Regions from separate parts of the Mus musculus genome. Here all the other regions are linked to region 2. A link is a loop called in an ENCODE intact Hi-C map of the cell type or tissue named here. Cell type or tissue: heart. All regions are shown on one strand.

The links. Peaks named below come from ENCODE experiments on the same cell type or tissue, not always from the same donor. Only the 100,000 strongest peaks of a DNase experiment are listed, where the experiment ranks them.
Region 1: a loop joins it to region 2, with 3 times the contacts of the local background. A loop is called at or near these places in 2 of 42 quality-filtered maps.
Region 3: a loop joins it to region 2, with 9 times the contacts of the local background. A loop is called at or near these places in 20 of 42 quality-filtered maps.

What each region holds. Positions count from the first base shown.
Region 1 is chr17:88,283,917-88,291,916 of GRCm38, reverse strand. The region is part of intron 3 of Gm31615 (a long non-coding RNA gene); the gene reads left to right. Among named protein-coding and RNA genes, the nearest start is that of 1700116H05Rik, 20 kb to the left of the region's middle. In heart, CTCF peaks have their summits at 4,077 and 4,290; no DNase peak of the experiment used is centred here.
Region 2 is chr17:88,636,919-88,644,918 of GRCm38, reverse strand. It overlaps Ston1 (stonin 1), which reads right to left. Exons shown (of 4, transcript NM_029858.2): 2 at 7,837-8,000; 3 at 379-581. Among named protein-coding and RNA genes, the nearest start is that of Gm38460, 13 kb to the left of the region's middle. In heart, a CTCF peak has its summit at 3,672 (motif pointing right); a DNase peak (open chromatin) is centred at 3,648; H3K27ac peaks cover 239 bases.
Region 3 is chr17:88,524,797-88,532,796 of GRCm38, reverse strand. Ppp1r21 (protein phosphatase 1, regulatory subunit 21) reads right to left here and starts at 2,673. Exons shown (of 22, transcript NM_028658.4): 1 at 2,479-2,673. The coding sequence starts at 2,535. In heart, a CTCF peak has its summit at 4,833 (motif pointing left); a DNase peak (open chromatin) is centred at 2,756; H3K4me3 peaks cover 1,986 bases; H3K27ac peaks cover 1,277 bases; H3K27me3 peaks cover 388 bases.

The sequences.
Region 1 (8,000 bases), 350 kb after region 2:
TCACACTTCACGGAGGAACATAAAAGGCGTCTCTAAATCTCTTGGTGAGTCCTTCAGGACAAAGGACAAACCCAGGATGATCACCCCTGTGCTTCAACACTGCTGTGAAGGCAACCGAAGCAAGGGGAGAGTCAGGTTAGCGTACAGGAAAGAAGGCTAAGCATCTTGTTAGCCACAGGCGAGCCAGTCACTTACTGAGGAGGCACAGAGGAATCGCTCGAGAAAACTAAGTGAAGCTAGAAATCTCAGGGCGAGGGTGAGACTCAGAGGTAGCAGAATGCTCTCTTATGTGTGTCGCTGTGATGAAACACCATGACCAAAGCAAGCTGGGGAGGAAAAGGTTTATTCATCTTACATTTCCACATTGCTGCTCTTCATCAGTGGAAGTCAGGACAGGAACTCAAACAAGACAGGATTCTGGAGGCAGGAGCTGATGCAGAAACACTGGAGGTCTGCCGCTTACTGACTTTGTCCTCATAGCGTGCTCAGCCTGCTTTCTGATAGAACCCAGGACCACCAGCCCAGGAATGGTACCACTCACAATGGGCTGGGCCTTCCCCCATCAATCACTAATTAAGAAAGTACCATATCTCATGGAAGCATTTTCTAAATTAAGGATCTCTCAGATAACTCTAGCTTGTGTGTGAAGTTGATATAAGATGAGCCAGCACACATATACAACAAAATTTCACAAACTCAGAAGACAACTGTCCTCTCACCAACTTGAATGAAAAAAACAACTCTGGAGCTAGGAGTGTAGCTCAGTAGTAGAGTGCTTAACCAACTCGCACAAAGCCCAAAATTTGATTCCACACCCCCTTTGCTCCCAAATAGCTGCAGGGAGTTTCTGTGCCGTTTCTAACTTATTTTAGTTCCTAAATAAATGACACAGAAAGCCAGTGTTTCTATTAACAAGCTACTGACAATATGCTGGTTGCTTCCTTGGAGTCTGTTCCTGGAGAATACTGGCCCTTCCGCAAGGTCTCTCCACTCTCTTCTCTTCCTCATGGTCCTTCTCCACTCTCTCAGATCCTCTGACTTGGATTGGAAGTCCTGCCCTATTCTCTTCTGCCCAGCTATTTGACTGATCAGCTCTTTATTAATCAATCAGAGGTGATGGGAAACAATTCTTACATCACATAGAGACTGGAGATGCTTGACCAGGCCATCGTCCAGACTGTAACCAGATGTCTAGGCGTAGAAGTCAGCATCTGAATACACAGTGCACATACCCCCAACATTTTCCCCTTTTAGTCCACAGCTCTTTGTCTTATATTAATAAGCTACGTATAATAATAATTATGAAAACTTATCAAGTGAAATTATATTCACAATGTCCAGTCCATTTGTGTTCGTTAACCTTGGAAAAAGTACTCTATTATCTATCCTATCTTGGTGGATTTATAACTCTATACTTAAATCATTTTCTATCCAAACTTGTGTTTAAAAACCTAAAAATAACTTCGTAGACTTTAAAATTTTTCTCAAATCAAAAACAATTTAAGCTTGATTGTAAGACTATAACTATCTAGTCTTCAACCTCATCAGAGACCTGAGAAGAAATAAATATTACCTTGAGTATGCAGGAAGTACAGGGATGTGGCTTCCAAAACTATAGCGATGACCAAAGTTGCTGGCTACCTAGACAGTCACCCAAGGCTTCTCTGTGTTTTTGGAGCATCCGTCTTTGGCCTTCTGGTCCAGAATATCTGACAGACTTTTCTGCAAAGCAGAAATATGAAGGACTGCTTATCTTTTCTCAGCAAAGTTCGGCAGTTGACTTCCCTGAATCACATCTGTCCAGTTTGGACAGCATGCTGTCTGCAGTTGAGGCAAGGGCAGTTTCTAGCCCAATGGCAGCTTGCCACAAAGAAGCAGACTCCATAAGGAGGTTTTTCGATGCTGATCATCTTCTTTGAAGTAGTATTGGGGTGTGGCCAAGGAGCAGACATGTCTCACTGTCGTGAAAAGCCTTATGTTAATAAAAGAGCTTTAAGTGCCGTATTTTGTAGATCTCTGAGGTGTTTGAAGACCATCTATCTAAAGTATATTCAAATAAGTAAATGTTGCTTTTTTATAGCTACCTACTATCTGTTCAACTAGGATACATATTTCTATAACTAACTAAACTAGCATCTAACATGACCACAAGTTTGATTGAGTGACTTGCATTTCTTTATTATCCTGAACACCTGAACAGTATATAATAGCAGTTTCTTAAGGGACTAGAATTTAACATTGTATTTTTATGAATTACATAGGTACAATACCTTAAGCAAGAATTGAAACACACACACATACATATATGAATATAAATATATATTACATATAAATATATATTTACATATGTATTTATATATATTGTGGTAACAAAAATAGCTCAGAAATATTGTCTCAGCACTGAGAAGATGAAAGATGAGAAGTTTAATGTCTATCTTCCACTACAGGTTAAATTTGAGGCCAACCTGTACTATAAGAGACCAATAGAAAGAAAGGAAATATCTCAGTAAGTTAGTTATTTGGGGCTTCTATTACTGTGACAAAATACCATGACCAAAAAGCAAGTTGGGAAGGACAGGGATTATTGGATTTACATTTCTACATTGTAGTACATCACCAAAGGCTAGAACAGGAACTCAGGCAGGGCAGAAACCTGGAGGCAGAAGCTAATATAAAAGCCATGGAGGAGGGCTGCTTTCTAGCTTGCTCCTTATGGGTTGCTCAGTCTGCTTCCTTGTAGAATCTAGGACTATCAGCCCAGGTCTGGTACTGCCAAGGGCCAGCATCTGTTTGAAGAGGGGTTCCCAAGAGAAGAGGTGTTTGAAAGAGTCAAAAAGAACTACTTGAAGTTAATTGTGGGGTACAAACTGATGGTCTATGTTCTGCTCAACAGCTTTCCAGATTGCTCTGTGTGTGTGTCTGTGTGTGTGTGTGTGTGTGTGTGTGTGTTCAGCTTGAGACAGCTTTCCAGAAAGCTCTTTCTGAAGACAGCGCTCTTGAAATTCTAAAAACTCTCTGGATGGCTCATCTTTTGCAGATCAAAAGTCGAGTCTCTTATTTACAAATTCAGTCATTACCCCAGGTCCCTTTTGATTATCCCATGACTCAGCATCCTCTGACCCTAGCCCCCATGACTCAGCATCCCCTGACCCTAGCCCCCTGATTATTAGAAAGAATTAACAAGCCTTAGCACTGCACATGAATTCAGAGATCTGCTTGCCTTTGTAAGTACAGACAATAAGCTAGCTAGGTGGGATCTCACTCTGAGAATGCCATTCCTACCACGCCTGAGCCTAATCTCACTCTGTGCCAGGCTGAACTTGAACTCAGAAATCTGCCTGACTTTGTATTTTTCTGACAAGCTGGGTCATAGTTCATCTGCCTCTGTTCTTCTAGGTCCATGAAGCCCTTCATATAATTTATAATGCATCCTTATATTTTGCATAGATGAGAAATTGTATATTTTTGAACTCATGTTTTCAGAATTGTTTCCCACAGCCTTAAGGTCACAGCATTTTCCATTTTTTTTAAGGACATAGATACACCCTTGCCTTCTGCACTTGACTTGTACTGTTTCTGATTATCATGGAGTCAATAACCTTGCCAGGGAGAATATTTCCTGAATGAGGAGCATGAAGTCAAAAATATATTTTTTTATACAAACAAGTTTGTTTGTTTGTTTTCCCTGAGACAGGGTTTCTCTGTATAGCTCTGGCTGTCCTGAAATTCACTTTCTAGACCAGGCTGGCCTCGAACTCAGAAATCTGCCTGCTTCTGCCTCCCAAGTGCTGAGATTTATACAAACAAGTCTTACACCCAGCAACCATCAACATCAGTGGAGGCCCATGCCCTGCTGGCTACTTTCCAGGGGCAAGAAACCATGTTACACCATCCCTTTCCACATAGCCAAGCAGGACTTCAGCATCACACCACCCACAGCAGGCTGATCCTTCCCCCTTCATCCATTAATTAAGAAAGTTTCCTCCAGGTGGATCTTATGAGGACATTTTTCTCTATTGAGGATCCCTCCTTTCAGATAACTCTAGCTTGTGTCACATTGACATGGGACTAACCATCACTAGAAAGGAAAGAAACAGAAAGGAGAGAAACAGAATATTCCTGAACTTAAAAAAAAAAGAATGGGAAAGGCTTGTGAAGTGCCAGGTAGAATTCAGAAGAAAGACACAAACCTGACCAAATCCCAGGAAAATTCCTAAACCCAAAGACTAGACAGGAAACTTTGGAAGCTTTCAGATAGATGGAGTTGTCAAATGAAAAGATAGTAAGGCTGGGGTCATATTTCTCATTTGTGAATAGTAGTCTCAAGACTAGTTAAACAACGCTGACAGAGTTGACAGATAAAGCCTTTGATCTGAGCCAAGTCATCATCATATTTATATAAAAAGCAAAAGACAGATACACAATGGAATAGGACAAACAGAAATTATTTAGAAACATGTGCTTTCCAAAAAAAAAAAAAAAAAAAAAAAGATTGGTTGAGAACTTCTTCAAATGAATCAAAATTAAATTTGGAATAAAGATCTCAAAATAGCATAAGATAGAAAACATGTAGGAGACAGTGTGCAAACCATAAATAAAACACAATTCATAGTAAAAATTTAAAAAAACCAAGCCAGTGTGGTTGCAGACTGTGCAGGAAGGTTATTGAGCCATGCTGGAAACATAGTCATTTGATACGGGTGGAAAGATAACCTGGATCCCAACCTTTGAGAATTCTTGCCTTATTTTATGACTCTGGGTGTTTTGCCTGCATATGTTTGTGTACCACACACATGCTTGGTGCCCAGGGAAGCTGGAGAATTTGGGTTCCTTGGAGCAAGAGCTACAGTTGTGAGTCACCCAATATGGGTGCTAGGAGCGAATCTGGTTCCTTGGTGACCAGTATGTGTTCTTGGATAGATGCTGAGCCATCTATCCAACCTCTCAAGTTTTGATACCTTAGAAAACAAACACTGAAGTGTGATGAGACAAAAATAGATGTGTAGGAGACAAAAAAAATGCAAGAAACTAACAGGGCATGTGACTCGGTAGATAAAATGCTTGACTAACGTGGACAAAGGCCTGGATTTGATCCTCAGAGCCACATAAACCCAGCTTGGTGATATACACCTGGGTCCCAGCAGTTGAGAGGTAGAGGCAAGAGGCTCAGTAGTTCAAAGTCATCTTCTAATACGTAGCTAGCTCACATCTACTCTGGGTTATATGCGAGTGTGTCTCAAAAATAAAATAAAGGAAGAATCAAACTATTAAATGTGTTTAAATTGGACACATGAGGCACAATGGCGCATACCTGTAGACTTAGAACGAGAAGGCTGAAGTAGACAGATCTTGGGTTCAAGGTAAGCCTGAGATAGATAGTGAGTCTTGGTCAATAAAACAATCTCAGACAAAACATCAGACCTCAATACCTCAGAATGTGTTTTTTCTCGAATATAGGGTCTTTACAGTGATAATCAAGTCAAAATGAGGTCATTGGGATGAATCCTAACTCAATATGACCCATGTGTTTATAAAATGCTGACATTTGGCTACAAAAGCAGACACTGAAATAGAAGATGACTGTGTTATTAGAGAAGTATGCATAAACCCAAGGCCAGCAGGAGTCCAGTGAGCACATGACCCACTGGAGACAGAAGAATGCCCCCACAATGACCTTCAGAGGAACAGGTCTCTGTCAACAGCTTCATACTCCAGCCTCCAGCCCTGTCGTTTTAAACCACCTGATGCCTACTTAGTCAAGGTAGCCATCGGGCTCCAATGCACAAGGGAGCAGGAGCACCCAAGGTATGATCTGGTCGTATAGACTTCAAGCTTGCACACACTACATAAACTATGATCTGGTCGTATAGACTTCAAGCTTGCACACATTACATAAGGTATGATCTGGTCGTATAGACTTCAAGCTTGCACACATTAAATATGACTGGAAAAGAACATTTTATCTATCTATCTATCTATCTATCTATCTATCTATCTATCTATCTATCTATCTATCTATTTTTTATTTATTTTGGTTTTTCGAGACAGTGTTTCTCTGAGTAGCTCTGGCTGTCCTGGAACTCACTCTGTAGACCAGGCTGGCCTCGAACTCAGAAATCCGCCTGCCTCTGCATCCCAAGTGCTGGGATTAAAGGCGTGCGCCACCACGGCAAAGGACATTTTATAAGGGCAAGGAAGAATTTGAGGAAAATGTAATGGTTTGGAGGTTATAAAACAGTGAAGTATGTATGAAGGAGGAATAGAGTCAGAAGACTGTGGTAAAACTACTTCCAGTTAGGAAAAGGAAACCTCTTGTCTTTCAGAATCTGGCAGCTTGTATTGTCAAACAGTAGATGAGGGAAGAAGAGAACTATAAGAAAATGAACAACAACATTATGGGAAGCTGACAAATGGCAAATAAAGTTTTATTTTTAAACCTCAGAAATACAAAATGAAAAAAAGGAAGAAACAAAATACCACAGCCAATGTGTCACTCTTCTCTACCGTTGTCACGGGGTCTTCCTGAACAAGCGTGAAGGCCAGTTAAGTAAGGACTGGGTCTCCCCTGGGCAGCTTATCATCCTTGGTCAATTGCTCAGGACTGTAGATTCTTTCTTTCAGTTCTTACATCTCTTAAGAGGTGTCTGTTATGCAGGTAAGGAGGGCCTGGCCTTGGGAAGGACCTGGCTAGGGAATCTGTGCCCATCTAGTCTGGTGGTAGCGATCTGGTTGGTGGCCTTGTGCTTCCTTGTCTTGACTCAGTAAGGCTCCTGATTAGGAGCTGGCAGGATCTTTGTCCTTTCAGATTGCTATAACAAAATACTGCACATAGGACGGTTCATAAACAACAAAAATTTACTTCTCACTACTCTGGATGTTAGGAAGTCCACAGGCTCGATGTCTGGTAAAGAACTAATTCTGGTTCATAGGTGGGGACTTTTTAACTGTGTTATCCAAGTAGCAGAAGAGATCCTTCGGTTCTACATGCCACACTGACCGCCTGTGGGAGGATTCTACCTCCAGTCACCTCCAATAAGGTCCTCTCCCCCAACTACTTCAGGGTCAGGATCATACCATGTGAGTGAGGAGTAAGACACACAGACAGACCATACCAGGTACTCTTAGGGTATATGCTCCACCGAGTTAAACCAGTATCAGTCTACCCCTCCTTCATGCCCCCGTGGAAGAGCCAGCTCAGCCCTCACCCTAGAGTCTAGCTTCCCCATGTTATGTGGGGACTTCTGATGCCCTCCATGACAGGAAATGAGGAAATGAGGCTCTTTCACTTCCTCACCTTACCATGAAATACACATAGAGTTATATCTCAGGTCTTCCCTGCATGACGGGAGAGGAGACATACCTCCAGGAGATCTCAGTGGACAGCTAGGATCACCTCTGATTCTAGCTTTCTTTATTCTATCACTTCTAAGCACTGTATCCCACTTCTGGCATCAGTATCCCTCCCAACTACTCCCTCCTAGACTTCAGCCTGAACAAAGTTTCCTAAAAATTCATCTTTACTCTTAATAGAAGCTAAGGCTAAGCCAGAAATGGTGATGTAATGGGAAGCTCTGCACAACTGAGTTCCGTCAACCCATGGTTTACCCTATACTCAGACCTGGCTTCAGATAGATACACCACTGGAATGTAAGTAATTTAGGACACACTCTTGGGCCAGAGACTTGTTTCCAAAGTCTAGTTTTATAGTAAAGTATATTACAAACCCTGGCATGGAGCTTTTTCGCACCTTAGGTCATTTATGTTCTCAGGTGAAACACACACACACACAGTCTTTATATTTTTAAATATGTCTTAGGCAGCACAATAGCTGGGCAGCTGCTTACCCTCCATGCTCTTAGAATCTTACTTTTGATAACCCCCAGTTATCACTTATTATTTACTGTGTTCCATCTGGGCTGCTCTTATACCACTCTTCTCCCTCCTGCACTTCTTCCATGATGGCTCCCTTCTCCCCCCCCCCCCACTTCCTTGTGGTCTTC
Region 2 (8,000 bases):
CTGTGGTCCTTAAGGGGCTAACCCAAGAGCAGACAGGACATGGGCAGGGCCAGTCTCTTCTAAAGTACAGTTCCTAGCTGCTTGGGGAGGTGTGGCCTTCAGGGCAGACAAGAGGGCACAGTATAGCAGCTGCCCTCACTAACTTCACCAATAAGGAAAGAAAGAAGTGGGTCTCAACAGAAGTCAACGCTGACCTCTAAGTCTCCCTGGCTAAGCTTTTTTCCCTTGTCAATGATAGAAGGGAGAAGGGAGACAGACAGACAGACAGACAGACAGACTGACTGACTGGTTCTTAAGGGACAAACTAGGCATTTATATCCAGGCCAGGCCCCACCCCAGATCGAGAATCCCTGATTTGAACCAGGGTGCTTGGGGTACCTGGATGTTGTAGCAAGCTCGCTGACACACGTGCTTCTGAGGCTGGGCATCGCTCTCCACTCCCAGAGACCTCACCTCTGTCCTTGAGGCACAGGCTTCAAGCATGGAAAACTGGACAGTAGCAAATGGATACCAATCTGAGGGAACTTCCTGGTCTGACCCAAGTTCTAGTTTGTATGACAGACAATGGGGCTGATCAGGACCTAGAAGAAGCCAAACCAAAAAGTCAGAATGCTTCAAAGGCCAAGGGATATTCTACAACACGCTTCTTACTGTAGTAAGAATCCCATTAGCGAACTTCAAAATGGCCTGGAGGAATCCAGCCAGGCTGAAACCAGCAGCTCTAAAATCTATTATCACTGTATGCCTGTATCATCACTGTGTGTATATCTGTATCATCACTGTATGTATATCTGAATCATCACTGTGTGTATATCTGTATTATCACTGTGTGTATGCCTGTATCATCACTGTGTGTATATCTGTATTATCACTGTGTGTATATCTGAATCATCACTGTGTGTATATCTGTATTATCACTGTGTGTATGCCTGTATCATCACTGTGTGCATGTATATCTGTATCATCACTGTGTGTATGTATATATGTATCATCACTGTGTGTATGTATATCTGTATCATCACTGTGTGTATGTATATCTGTATCATCACTGTGTGTATGTATATCTGTATTATCACTGTGTGTATATCTGTATCATCACTGTGTGTATATCTGTATCATCACTGTGTGTATATCTGTATCATCACTGTGTGTATATCTGTATCATCACTGTGTGTATATCTGTATTATCACTGTGTGTATGCCTGTATCATCACTGTGTGTATATCTGTATCATCACTGTGTGTATGTATATCTGTATCATCACTGTGTGTATGTATATCTGTATCATCACTGTGTGTATGTATATCTGTATCATCACTGTGTGTATATCTGTATCATCACTGTGTGTATATCTGTATTATCACTGTGTGTATATCTGTATCATCACTGTGTGTATATCTGTATCATCACTGTGTGTATATCTGTATCATCACTGTGTGTATATCTGTATCATCACTGTGTGTATGTATATCTGTATTATCACTGTGTGTATGTATATCTGTATTATCACTGTGTGTATGTATATCTGTATTATCACTGTGTGTATGTATATCTGTATTATCACTGTGTGTCTATATACCTGTATCATCACTGTGTGTCTATATACCTGTATCATCACTGTATGTATGTATATTTGTATTACCACAGATCAGCTCCAACAAATGGCTTTAGTCACAAACATCAAAAAGGTTTTCTAGCCAAAGATAAGAACAATATTTATATGAAACAGATTTGGCCAGAGTGTGTTTTAGCCCCTAGAAAAGCTTTTTCTGAGTAGACTGAGTAACCCCCCCCCCCCCAGTCATTGATTAAACCAGTATTTAATTTTAGATAATACAAAGACAAACTTCACGTTAGGTCATAGGGTTTCAAAGCCTGACTTGTAAACTGGGCTCTTTTTGTTCAGGTGGAATGTAACACTTTTTTGTTTTGGTAGGATGCACTTTTTTTCACTACTGAAATTCCCTCTCACGGTCCTGAAAAGCTTCTCCAGGAACAGATTACAGTGCAGAGACAGGCATACTGGCCTTCAGTGTTTCAGTCTAACATTTATTGTCAGAGAAGTGAACTGTGGATTGTGTGGACGGTGATCTATGCTGAGTCAGGCAGGCTCTGGGCAAAACCCAGGGGGTACTGGGTGCACTGAGAAAGGTAAAGTGGGAATTACAGTGTGTGTGTGTGTGTGTGTGTGTGTGTGTGTGTGTAAGAAAGAGAGAGGTTTTGGACACACCTGTATTCCCAGCACGTAAGGGGTAGGAAAAGGAGGATTGAGGATGTAGGGTCATCCCAGGCGACACTGTGAGTTTGAGGCCAGCCTGAGGCCTTATCTTGAAACATCGAACCACAACAGTAAAGCCCTCTGTTGACTTCACAAGTGCCCCGTGGGCCTCTCACATTGTTCATAGCATTTAGCCATATCTAGTTTAATCTATCTTTAAATAAATGTAACTTTTAAAAATCATCTCAAGGGGGCTGGAGAGATGGCTCAGCGGTTAAGAGCGCCGACTGCTCTTCCAAAGGTCCTGAGTTCAAATCCCAGCAACCACATGGTGGCTCACAACCATCCGTAACAAAAAATCTGATGCCCTCTTCTAGAGTGTCTGAAAACAGCTACAGTGTGCTTACATATAATAAATAAATAAATATTTTTAAAAAGTCATCTCAAAAGCTAGGTTAAATTCCTGTGCTGCTGCTGATAGAGCTTTCATCAGAGCATATCTTTGGGCCCAAAAGCACGAATTTAAAAGACTTTGCCTAAATTTGTTTTGAAAGATAAACCACCTTTCATTCTTTTAATGTGTTTCTTATTGGAATGTTGACTCTGTAAGAGGCCTGGAGAGGCTGTCCCTCAGTTCCCAGCAGATGCTCCACCCCAAACACAGAGGACGGGACAACAGCGGCCTCTGAGCGGCTGTAAGCTATCCACATCACTGCAGGCGAGACTATATGCACGCAGGCACGCACCCACCCACTAGCACACAGAAAGAGATCAGAGAAGCAGAGAGGCAGGATTCCTAGTCCTTCATCCTGTGTAGACTTCCGGCAGCAGCCAGGATGCAGTAGTTCACTGACACTCAGTCCACAGCCACTTCAGTTTCTTCAGTTTCTTTTCTTCAATTTTCGTTTTTTGTTTGTTTGTTTGGTTTGGTTTGGTTTTGGTTTTTTAGTGTTTTTTTTTTTCAGTTTTACATGGCTGTTGTGAGAATGGCTAATGAGAAGAGGCAGTGGTTTGGACAGAAAGTATTTACTACGTTGCCAAGTGATTTTAAGCTAGTATATCCAATTACCATACCAGCGGGGAACTGTGTGTTCTAGACTTAGACTTGAAAATGACACTGACAATTACTTAATTTTATGTATACATTGTCCTGGAAAATGTCTTGAGGAAGTTCCCCCCCCCCCCCAATGAAACGGGATGGGGAATGCATGAGAGTTGAAGACCTAATACTTTTTAAACGGTAGTCATGACATCTGCGTCACTTCTAAAAAGCTGGTGGAAAAAGTACTTTGCTCTCAAGCTTTCTGGTGTCTTTCTCCAGGCTTCTGTCCACTCTATGGTGTTTGCCAGCACACTCTTATTCAGGATTTGAGTTGAAGATTACATGTACTGTGCCTAAAACATTTTTGTCAAACTTAGAAGTGACAGAGAAAAGCCTGCTATCTCAGTACCTACCACGAGGGGGCACTGTCAGGCCTTAGTAATTATTCTGTCAGTAACTTCTCAGCTCTGGAGTGGGAACGCAAACCAGTCTCTTAGGTCGGGTTAATAGCCATTCCCTCCTGACCCAAGATACTCCATATCTGAAGCTGAGCTACTAAGAGCTGAAAAAAAAAAAGGATGTCGGAGAACCAAATCGCAGGGTTAAGAACTAAGAAGCTGGTAACAGAGGGCGAAACAGGGATGAACCTCGGGGAAGAGAAAACTGTAGTTGAGGGCCTACAATCATCTTTCTAAACCCCAGCTGCCTCCACATGGCGACCCGCTGCCTCCACTGTCTTTGTGCCAGGGGAGACAGTTTGGAAGTCTTAGTACCATGTTCTCATAGATCAATTTTGAAATCTACCCTTTTGAATCTCCCATGGTAGACAACGATCAGAATCCTGGCTCTCATTTCCACACACAGACACGCACACAAGGAAAGGAGAGCACACAGCTAGCTATACAGCCTGAGGCTGTTTTCCCTTGGTGCTTAGACACTGTTGGTACGAAAGGGTCCAACAGAGCGTCTGTGCAGAGTGGAGGTAATCACTGTGAATTTCTTGTGAAAGTGAACCTGCCTGCCTACATCATGGAGTTGTCCAAGAATGTGTGATGTGAACACACATTGGCAAGAATGTGTCACGAGAGGATGCCCCTTCACCCTTTCACTTCACCAACTTACATTATCTCCAGGAAATTCCACCCAGCTCTGTGCTGGATTCTAGGGAGATGCAGACACCCACATGGACCCCTGCTCACCAGAACTGAGCTGTAACCACCCAGCCAGTGAGACTGACCCAGAAGGAGCTGCTCAGAGGCACCAGGAGAGAAGGGAGCAGCAGCATCAAGCCTGGAGATTCAGGAGAATGAGATGACCCCTACCTACAATCCAGAGAAGGTCCACCTGGGCTTCCTTCCTTCCTTCCTTCCTTCCTTCCTTCCTTCCTTCCTTCCTTCCTTCTTCTTTCCATTCCTATAAACGTTTCCTTAGTACCACCACAGACAAACTCTAAACTAGGATGGCATTTCTTTCAGTATGTTAGAAGCAGGACTCCAACACCACGTGGAGTAACTGGGACCAGTGGGATCCAGGGACGATCCAGGGACGATCCAGGGACTCAGGAAACCCGCCCAACCAGTGGCACGGGTTCCTTCCTGTCTGGGCCGGTGCCCTGAGCAGAACTTGGGCCCAAACTCTGCAGCCAGTCCCACAACACCCAGTGGAAGCTCCACTCCCAGGCACTCTACAGGCCCAGGATCAGAGGATCGTAGCAAGTCCTGGATACACCATCACACTGGCAAAGCAAGATTTGGATCTAAAATCACTTCTCATGATGATGATAGAGGACTTTAAGAAGGACATAAGTAACTCCCTTAAAGAAATAAGGGAGAACACAGGTAAACAGCTAGAAGCCCTTAAAGAGGAAACACAAAAATACCTTAAAGAGTTACAGGAAAACATAATCATTATCAAACAGGCGAAGGAAATGAACAAAACCATCCAAGATCTAAAAATGGAAATAGAAACAATAAAGAAATCACAAAGGGAGACAGCCCTGGAGTTAGAAAACCTAGAAGAGAGATCAGAAGTCATAGATGCAAGCATCACCAACAGAATACAAGAGATAGAAGAGAGAATCTCAGGTGCAGAAGATACCATAGAAAACATGGACACAACAGTCAAAGAAAATGCAAAAAGCAAAAAGCTCCTAACCCAAAACATCCAGGAAATCCAGGACACAATGAGAAGATCAAACCTAAGGATAATAGTTGTAGAAAAGAATGAATATTTTCAACTTAAAGGGTCAGTAAATACCTTCAACAAAATTATAGAAGAAAACTTCCCTAACATAAAGAAAGAGATGCCCATGAACATACAAGAAGCCTACAGAACTCCAAATAGACTCGGCCAGAGAAGAAATTCCTCCCATCACATAATAATCAGAACAACAAGTGCACTAAACAAAGAAAGAATATTAAAAGCAGTAAGGGAAAAAGGTCAAGTAACATATAAAGGCAGGCCTATCAGAATTACACCAGACTTCTCCCCAGTGACTATGAAAGCCAGAAGATCCTGGGCAGATGTCATACAAACCCTAAGAGAACACAAATGCCAGCCCAGGCTACTATACGCAGCAAAACTCTCAATTACCATAGATGGAGAAAACAAGCTATTCCATGACAAAACCAAATTTGCACAATACCTTTCCACAAATCCAGATCTACAAATGATAATAGATGGAAAACTCCACACAAGGAGGGAAACTACACCCTAGAAAAAGCAAGAAAGTAATCTTCTTTCAACAACCCCAAAAGAGGATAGCCACACAAACCTAATAACATCAAAAATAACAGGAAGGAAAAGTCACTATTCCTTAATATCTCTTAACATCAATGGATTCTATTCTCCAATAAAAACTTAGACTGGATACGTAAACAGGACCCAGCATTTTGCTGCATACAGGAAACAAATCAGTGACAATGACAGACACTACCTCAATGTAAAAGTTTAGAAAACAATTTTCCAAGCAAATGGTTCCAAGAAACAAGCTGGAGTAGCCATTCTAATATGGAATAAAATCGACTTTCAACTAAAATAACACACACAACTATGATTTACATGAGAAGAAACTTGAAACTTTGACTTAGCAAGAGATGCATGGTTTTAGCAAATAAATATGTTAAAGAAGAAGCCAAGAAGGATAGGATCCACATGAACACAGTACCACTAACATAGGCAACCTGAAGAAATGAAAACAGAACCAAATACTCCAGACTATTTGCCTCAATATGTCAAATGATCCCTCCACAAAATGGTGTTCAAGTGGAAAAGACATGATATCAATTTACATTTAGGTGCAGCAGATTCTAGTCAAAACATTCCAAGTCTCAAGTAATTTTGGAAACCTGAGTATATAATGTCCTCCAAGACTTTTGCAGTCCTGGGATGGAATGAGGGCAGTCTTCAAGCTATCCAGGCTTCCCAAACTAATTTGGGATATCCATGGCATCTACCCTGGAATTGACTGACGTAAACACATTGGAGCTTCTTTGTCAGATGCTGAAAATCTAGAGAAGAAAACCAAATAGCAACATCACATAACAATTTATAGTTACCAAATTACACCAGATTTTCAAAGCACTCTTATAAAGATCGCATTTGTTTCTCCTCCAACTCCTTCACCCTTTCTAAGACAACCACACATAACCAATACCCATTCTATGGTTGAATACATTAACACTCAAAATATTCAAGAGTGAGTTCTGAGATTCCTCACTGTGGAAGAAAAGGACAAATGGATACAATGGAGGATTGAAAGTACGGCTAACTTAAAAATCAATGATACGATAGAAACAGGTGTATAAAAGCTGGGGTCTTAGACAGATGCACTTAGCACTTAAAACGAGCAGAATGAATAGAAACAAACACTTATCTAGGACTAATTGGCTATTCTGAGTCTTTTGTTGTTCCAAATCAACCCGAGGATTTTCTTTCTATTTATGTGAAGAATGAGATGAGGATGTTGATTGTAATTTCATTGAATCAGTAAATTATTTTGGTAGGAAGGTTTTTTTTTTTTTTTCACAATGTTAATTCTACCAAGCTATATGCTTGGGGGGCTTTCAAATTCTAGTATGTTTCTTAACCACTTTCTTCGCATATTTTTTTTACCTCTTTTGTTATGGATATTCCAAATGTTTTATTTTATTTGAGAAACTGGGAAGAGGCACGTGTCCATGATCTTTCTTAGCAGGTTTGTTACCCATATCTACTAAGACTGGTAAATTTTGTAAGTCAATTATGTATCATTAAAAAAAAGAAAAGAAATGGGGAATAAATAAATAAAATTCTTTTGAAAGAAAGAAAGAAAGAAAGGAAGGAAGGAAGGAAGGAAGGAAGGAAGGAAGGAAGGAAGAAGGAAGCAGGAGACGCTGCACCCATTTGGTAGAAATAAACACTAGAGAAAATGAATAAATCAGCTGTTTGGCTGTTTTCTCCCTCCAGCTTGGCTGTGCAAGCGAGCAAGCACTCATCTCTCTAAGTACCATCTGTCTCTGCCTGCTTTGGCCCAAGGATGTAGGTGAAAACACCGAGCAGTTTCCTACGAAAGTTACCCTAGGTGGGGGATATTTACTTGAGTTTTTATCCGGAAGCCGGTCTATCTTCCACACCACAGCCCGGTAGGCGCTCTCATATTTTGCTGACCCGACAGTGACCTGAATGACAGGTTCAGATTCAGGCTCCTGTAAACTCCCCAGACAAGCCCGACGGTTCATTTTGGCTTTCAGGGACTTCTGC
Region 3 (8,000 bases), 110 kb after region 2:
ACCAACTTTACTTACTTAAGCCTACATTTTCTTCCCAGTGTAGTCCAACAACCGAACATCTCTATTCCAGCCTATCTACCATATGGTTACCAATTTCCTTCCAAAGAGTAATGTTACTCCCTCAGTAAAAGAGACCTTTGGAAGCTGACAAGATGGTTCAACCATTAATGGCACTTGTCACCAATCCTGATGATTTCAGTACAGTTCCTGGAATCTACATGGTGGAGGAGAAGAAGAAAAGAAGAAGAGGAGAAAGAGGAGGAGGAGGAAGAGGAGGAGGAGGAAGAAGAAGGAGAAGGAGAAGAAGGAGAAGAAGGAGGGAAGGAAGGAAGGAAGGAAGGAAGGAAGGAGAAGGAGGAGGAGGAGGAGGAGGAGGAGGAGGAGGAGGAGGAGAAGAAGAAGAAGAAGAAGAAGAAGAAGAAGAAGAAGAAGAAGAAGAAGAAGATGATGATGATGATCAACCCCGAAGAAGAAGAAGAAGAAGAAGAAGAAGAAGAAGAAGAAGAAGAAGAAGAAGAAGAAGAAGATCAACCCCCAAAAGCTGTCTCCTCCTCCTCGCCATCACCATCACCCCACCCCACCCCACCCACACACACACACACACACACACACACACACACACAGACACAGACAGAGACACACACACACACACACACACACACACACTAATAAATAGATGGATAGATAGACGGATGGACGGACAGACGGGTGGATGGACAGATGGATGGTTGGGTTTCTTTGACCTTCCCATTGCACACATCTTATCTGAAATCCACAGCCCTCATGATCTAGCCCACTCTCCCTTCACCACACTCTGCCTGCCATGTATCTTAAGATGTTTTCAGGACAGCCAGCATAGGCTAACCGAGTTACATGGAAAGCTACCACTCTCTTCATCCCCTTCCCTACTCCCTAGTGTAAGGAACTCCCCCTTCCCCAGTGACCTCTCCTCTGAGCTGCGCTGACCATCACTTGCTACACTGTATCATAATTGCAGGCCACGCTAATTTAAGGGTCTATTAAAGGTGATTGTGCAGCTTGAACTCCGGCTTTCTCAACTGAGCCTGGCACACTGCTTGCGGGGTGCACATATAACATGAGTTTGTTGAACACATTAACATACCCAAAAGAATAAAACCTTTCCATGCCTTTCATTACTTTAGGAGGTGATATAATTATTCCCGCAACACGGCCACTGCTCTGAGCCCTTCTGGAACTCTACTCACTGGCCATTTGGAACCAAACTTTCAAAGTTATTTACCCTCCAGAGATGGAAATCGGGCCCCTTACTTTATATGCATGAAACATTTTCAACCAAAAATAGTAGTGGCAAATTTGGGCACTGCCATCCTCCACCCACCCTCCTTCGTTATATGGAACTGTTCCAAACAAGGGAATCCTCCCCCAAAAGACAATGCACTATCTCAGGCGCTGAGCCACAGAAGTCTACGAGGATTTCAGACGGAACTACAAAGGGAGTGGACAAGGTGAGTGATAAGCTGAATGCCATCAAGGCTCCCATCTGATGCTGAGGACTTAAGGGTGCACGCTTAGGTGCCAGTATCATTTCTTTATATTTCACTTTACCTTCCCAAATACAAGCTTAATAAAATCATAAAGGGGGATGTCGTACACTTGGGTTTTTTTTTTTTTCAAATTAGAAAAAGGGCGAAATCTTTTCATTGCTTCTGTGAATGCCAAGATAATTGGAAATTAAACACGACTACCGAATCCTTTTCAAAGGCGTGAGATTCTGCTTTAATAACTTCATTAGAATATTCTTCAGGCAGAAAACCCTACCCAGAAACTGCACCACCCTTGTCCAAGAAAAAGGTTTCACCATTTGAAAGACTGACACTTCAGAAGGCCGGGTCCCTGTTTTGCATAATTCTGTATTTAAGGAGAACCTGCGGTGTGCACTGCCCCATTCCACGGAAGGAAGGTGCAAGAGAAAAAGACATCAGCCCCACCACCCAAGCTGTCAAAATCAGTGGCGACAACATCTGTATTCCAAAGCACCCATCCCAATGAGGCCGTTTACGCTCCCAAACTGATGTGGTGGCAAATAAGTCGTTTTAACTTTAAAAGCATCTCCTCGCGAAAAGGAGATGGTGATTTCCCCATCATCGGGCGAACTGAGAAAGCAGAGAGCATAGGGTGGTCCCTCATTCCTCCCTTCCCCTCAGGCTAGCACCAAGAGCTGTGCCTTGGATTTCTGTCATTCCATTTCTAAGCCTGCTGGTCCAGCGAGAAGGAAGACTCAAACTCCAGCTCCTTTCTGCAGAGACGCACACGGACCCAGACACCGCCCGGCCCTATCTCCATGGAGCTGCAGGTGGAGGCATCGTAATGGTGGAAGCAGGAGGTGGAGAGGAGAGGAGGAGCCCTCTGCATCCCCCCCACCATCCCAAATCGCTGCCACGGCCAGCTGAGGCCTCCGGGCCAGAAACCCCTGTCTCCCCCACCCACGATGGGTACCTTCGAGTACTCCTGAGCCAGCTTCTGGTACTTCCCCTGCAACTCTGCGGAGGCCATGGCCTCCCCCGCCCCGTCCAGGCCTGGCCGCCCGGGCTGCCGAGCCCCGCCCCCCGCCCCCAACCCCACACTTGCTCCTCCCGGGCAGGGCTCAGCCAGCTTCTGCAGCACCGCCGCCGCCGCCGCGCCTCCTCCTCCTCCACTTCCGGGTTTCCAGGCGGGAGGGAGGAGGAGCGGGACCAGAGGCGGGGCGACCACCGGGGGCGGGGCGACGTCTTGACATCACCGCCCCGCCCTCTGGTGCTCCGGTTCGCGCATGTGCGGCCCGACGGACCCGCCTGTGCGGTGCTTTTGCCCCTCCTGAGACCCTAGACGCCATGTTGGAAGAGGCGGGAAGATGGCGACCCGTTTCCGGGCGAGCCAGAATCAAGCGGGAGGAGAATGAGTGCCTACGGAATGGATGGAACACCGAAGGGAGAGACAGAGGATGCAAGGAGAAGCATTCTAAGAACATCAAGAATTCTGGCTACCCAGTCCCCTAGTCGCCATAGCAACCGCCTAGCGTCAGTCGCTTGCTTCTTGGAAGCTTGTTTTCCGCCTTCTCATTCATTATCTGGATACCCAGACTTGTGCTACACTGTAAACCGTCCAACCTAGCACATATTTATACCGTTTGCCCTTCTCCCCTTCTCAGATCAGAAAACCTTCATTGTCTTCTGTGTTTTGTCATTGACCTTTCTCTACTCAAATGCCACATGCCCGCCCCTGACCCTTATTCATCTATCAGAACATTTTAAGCCGTAAAAGAACATACAGTTTCTGAAAATTTCTACCACGCATTGAGATGTAAAGACCATTAATGTTTTGTTTTGTTTTTAAAAAAAAAACGGCTAGACTAGATATCTTGAGATACCTTATGATGAAAAACTGCTCCTTTTCATTTAAAATATTTTTGACAGTTCTGTTGAGGATTAATGTAGGTATAGCATTGAAGTATTTCTTGTTAGAATAATATGAATGAAGAAAGATATGTGTTTCTTGAGACATAATATGACAGTTGAAACTAATGAACTACATTTGTACACAAACACATACATATGAACATTATGCTAAATAAGTCAATTGCACTGGGTGCAGCTGTATAAACCTTTAATCTCAGTACTTAGAAGGCAGACAGGCAAATGGATCTCTACTGGTTTACATATTAAGTTTCAGGCCAGCCAGTGAAACTCTGTCTTTAAAAAAAAAATAGTGAATTGTAATATACTATAAATAATCTTAAAAATTATGAAGTGGAAGTAGCCAGACATGTTTAGTCATACCAGCAGTCCTAGCATTTGGGAGGCTGAGGCATGAGGAAGTCAAGTTTGAGAGCAGTCTGGACTACACACACACAGTATGTACTGTGTGTGTGTGTGTGTGTGTGTGTGTATAATCTCCATAATATGTGAAGTAACATTATTCCGATTTTTATTTTATTTAATGTATATGAGTACACTGTAGCTGTACAGATGGTTGTGAGCCTTCTTGTGGTTGTTGCAAATTGAATTTTTAGGACCTCTGCTCACTCCAGCTGGCCTGGCTCACTCAGTCCCTGCTTGCTCAGGCCCAAAGATTTATTTATTATTATATGTAAGTACACTGTAGCTGACTTCAGAAGCACCAGAAGAGGGCACCAGATCTCATTACAGATGGTTGTGAGCCACCATGTGGTTGCTGGGATTTGAACTCAGGACCTTAGGATCAGTGCTCTTACCTACTGAGCCATCTGGTTTTTTTCTTTTTCTTTTTCTTTTTTTTCTGAGACAGGGTTTCTCTGTGTAGCCCTGGCTGTCCTGGAACTCACTTTGTAGACCAGGCTGGCCTCGAACTCAGAAATCTGCCTGCTTCTGCCTCCCAAGTGCTGGGATCAAAGGCGTGTGCCACCACTGCCCGGCCCAACATTATTCTTAAACACATGAATATGTAGTAAAAACACAGAGACAACTAGAACACTGGTTGTTCGGTGCCTCTAGCAGAAAAAGAAGGAAATGAAACAGGACAGAGGAGCATCAACTTGATTTCTCTAGGTTTTTTAAAGTAAATATTATTACCTTTATTATGGAGGAAACGCATCTAGGAAGGCTAAGTCAGCCCTGTGGATTATTTAGAGGTATAATTAAAGTGAAAGCTGTGCTAGCTAGCTTCTCTTTTATCTGGGAGCAATCCAGGAGTTGTTCAGCAAAGAGCTCAGCCTGTATCGTTTCCTGTACAAACTAAAACTGTACACTTTACACTTGCTAATAAATAAGTACTGCCATCCAAACTTCCAGAATAACCGTTCCTGAGAGGAGTGTTAGTTCCCTGTAGCACCACCAAGTGGCAGAATTAAATGGTGTAATCCATTTCCATGGTTTGAATAGGAATGGAAATTTTTTTTATTGTTTTAAAAATGTCATTCCAGAAAATAACATTCCAAAGAAAAACATACAACTTTAGCAAGAGAGTCTGTATGAATTCATATTACTGAATTTAGAAATTTATTTTGACTGGCTGGCTGTTTGATCAGACACATTGTTTTAAAACCCTAGTTGGTAAATAAGAGTAAATTAAAATTAAGATTCTCATTCTCAACTAGTATTAAAAAGGCCAGCCACAAAGGGGAAGAAGGTAATAGCAGCATACAAACCCTACAGCAGGCTCTTGTCCAAATCTGTAAAGAACTCCCAAATATCAATTTTTTTAAAAAGGCCATATCTACATGTTTTACTATTTCAAAGGGTGACTGAGGCATGGGAAAAAGTTAATTGGCAGGTGGGCTTTAATAACCCATAGTTTTGGTGGGGGGGGGAACTCTAGATTATTGAGATTGAAATATTGTGAGGATTGAATTTAAATATTCTGACTGGCAAGATGGCTCAGACAGCGCCTGCCATAGAGACTGACGACTGATTTCAGTCCCAGGATACACATGGTAGGAGATAGCTGACTCCTGCAAGGTGACCTTGGACTTCTGCACATAAGCTATGGCACACACATGCACACATACACACACACACACACACACACACACTAAAATCTTAAATAGGCAAAATTCAATACCATCCTGTCAATTGTTGGTTATCAAACCTAATGAGGGCACAGATCTCTAGAAATTCATAGAAATGGAACAAAAGCTGGTTGTTGCTGACTCTGACATGCTGTGTTCAAGGTCAGTATTCATTATCTGCAAAATGAATCTGCAAATTTGCATAAAATGTGTGTGTAACTCAAATACAACACTCACTAGAGCATCTGCAAGCAGGCAGAGTAGCAAAGATCTGACTGACCCAAAGCCTATATTCCCAACTGACATCCCGCAAGATGATACTAAGTGAATGCTTTGCATTATTTTGTTGAAAAGTTTGCTATTTCAAATGGCCCCAAGCACAATGATGAAGCCTGTTCTAGCCCTAGACAATGTTCCTTAAGGCAAAAAGGGCTAGTTTTAGCTTTATGAAGATCAACGTGTATGACAAAAGTTGTGAGGCTTTAGTCCAGGATGTTAAGTGAATATGGTGAGCACTTTGGAGGCTAAAACAGGAGAATCTCTGTGAGTTTGAGGCCAACCTGGTTTACTTACTGAGTTCTAGGACAGCCTCAACTACATAGAGAGACCTTGCCTCAAAGAAAGAAAGAAAGAAAGAAAGAAAGGAGGGAGGGAGGGAGGGAGGGAGGGAGGGAGGGAGGGAGGGAGGGAGGGGAGGGGAGGGGGGGAAGCAGAGAGCTGTTGACCACTGGTTTAAAATTAATGAAGCAAAAAATATCTATCAAATAACATGCCTTTAACCAAAGTACACTTAAAATATGGTTATGTATGGAAAGGTTCAGGAAAATGTAACCAGATGCTATCAAGAACCTCTGAATTTTCCCCAGGAATAATGCTATTTGTACGTTAATGCTTGCAGCAACGTATGACATATTAACGATGTGAATGTACTGATTCAACTGAGTGTAGATTGAGAACACTGGAGAACATCTATTGATTAAGTAGACAAGCAATTATGCCATCGGTTTACAGAAAATATGAGAAACACTGTGAGCCTCTAGCCGAATGTTATTTCATGGCGGAGAAGAATCCACCTGTGTTGTCTTAGTTGTGGGAAGGCTCCTGTGTTTGCCTGTGTTTGAAAAGCAAAGTCTTCATTCAGACTTCACAGCACTTCTCGAGCCCGCCAAAGTAGGCAATCAGAAAACAGCAGGGAAAGATTAAGAAAGACAGCTAGCTGGTGGGCCTTTTATTACGTAGCACACTCTCCTTACCCAATTTGTTTATTTCTGAGACAGTGTCTCACCTTTATCCCAGGCTATCCTTAAACCCAGAATATTCCTGCCTCAGTTTCTCGATGCCTTATGTTCAAACCCTAGAACTGCAAAATAAGATAATCCATTACTGACTGTCTGGCTTGTTTTCACTTAGGGGTTGCTGCACAGGATGTGTCTATGATCACAGATGCATGGATATCTGTTTGAATCCCTGTTTCCACCCTGCTGTAGAGAAACCCAGAATTCCATTTGGTGACTTTATGTTCTAGCTTTTAGAGCCAAACCTCCTATTTTCCACAGTGTTTTCCTGAGGATTGCACAATGTCTTAATTCTCTACATCCTCATGAGCATTTGCCATTATCTATATTTCTTGTCCAATTTGTCCTAATTATTAAAAAGCACTGTCTCATTCTGGCCTTCATTTGCATTTCTCTAATGGTTCTTGTTTAGCACCATTTCCTGTACTTACTGCTCTCTTTGGTTTTTTCATTTCCTTACCTGCCTATGAACTTCACTTCTTGCTTTCTGCTTATGCAACAGGACACAGATCTCTGTCTCTATGCAGCTCTCCAAAGTCAGGCCAATACGGCCTTGATCCACAGTTCCACCATGAGCACCAATCTTGAGGTTTCACTGGAGGCTCCTGGGCTGCTGCAAAACAGGCCTCTCTGTCTCCCCATCTGTCCACCCTCTCTCCACCCCTCCTCCTAGCTTCACAGAGTAAATGTGGATTCCTATTCCCATTAGAAAAATCCCCTAGCTCCTGGGATCCTCTGTACTGAGCCTCAGTAGGTCTGGTTCAGTCGATCCCCCTAGCACCTGTGCCCCGATAAGAATCTTTTCCCTTGAGGGCAATGCCTTCCCTGGTCCCCACCACCTCCACAACACCTCCCTACCTCTCTCCCAGTGTCTTTTTGTAGATGTCTTTTACCACTGTAGAACTGTGAAGATACCAGCATGTGTGTTTCTTGCTTTGTGTTCCCTATCATGCTGGGTTCACGCCTGTGCCCCCAATAAAGCAACAAAGGTCTATAACCATTGTCATGGTTTGAATATGTTTGGTTCAGGGAGTGGCACTAATTGGAGATGTGGCCTTGTGGGACACTGTGGCAGAAGGCTTAGTGGACACAGCAGCAGAAGGCTTAGTGAACACGGTGGCAGAAGGCTTAGTGGACACAGCAGCAGAAGGCTTAGTGAATACAGTGGCAGAAGGCTTAGTGGACACGGCGGCAGAAGGCTT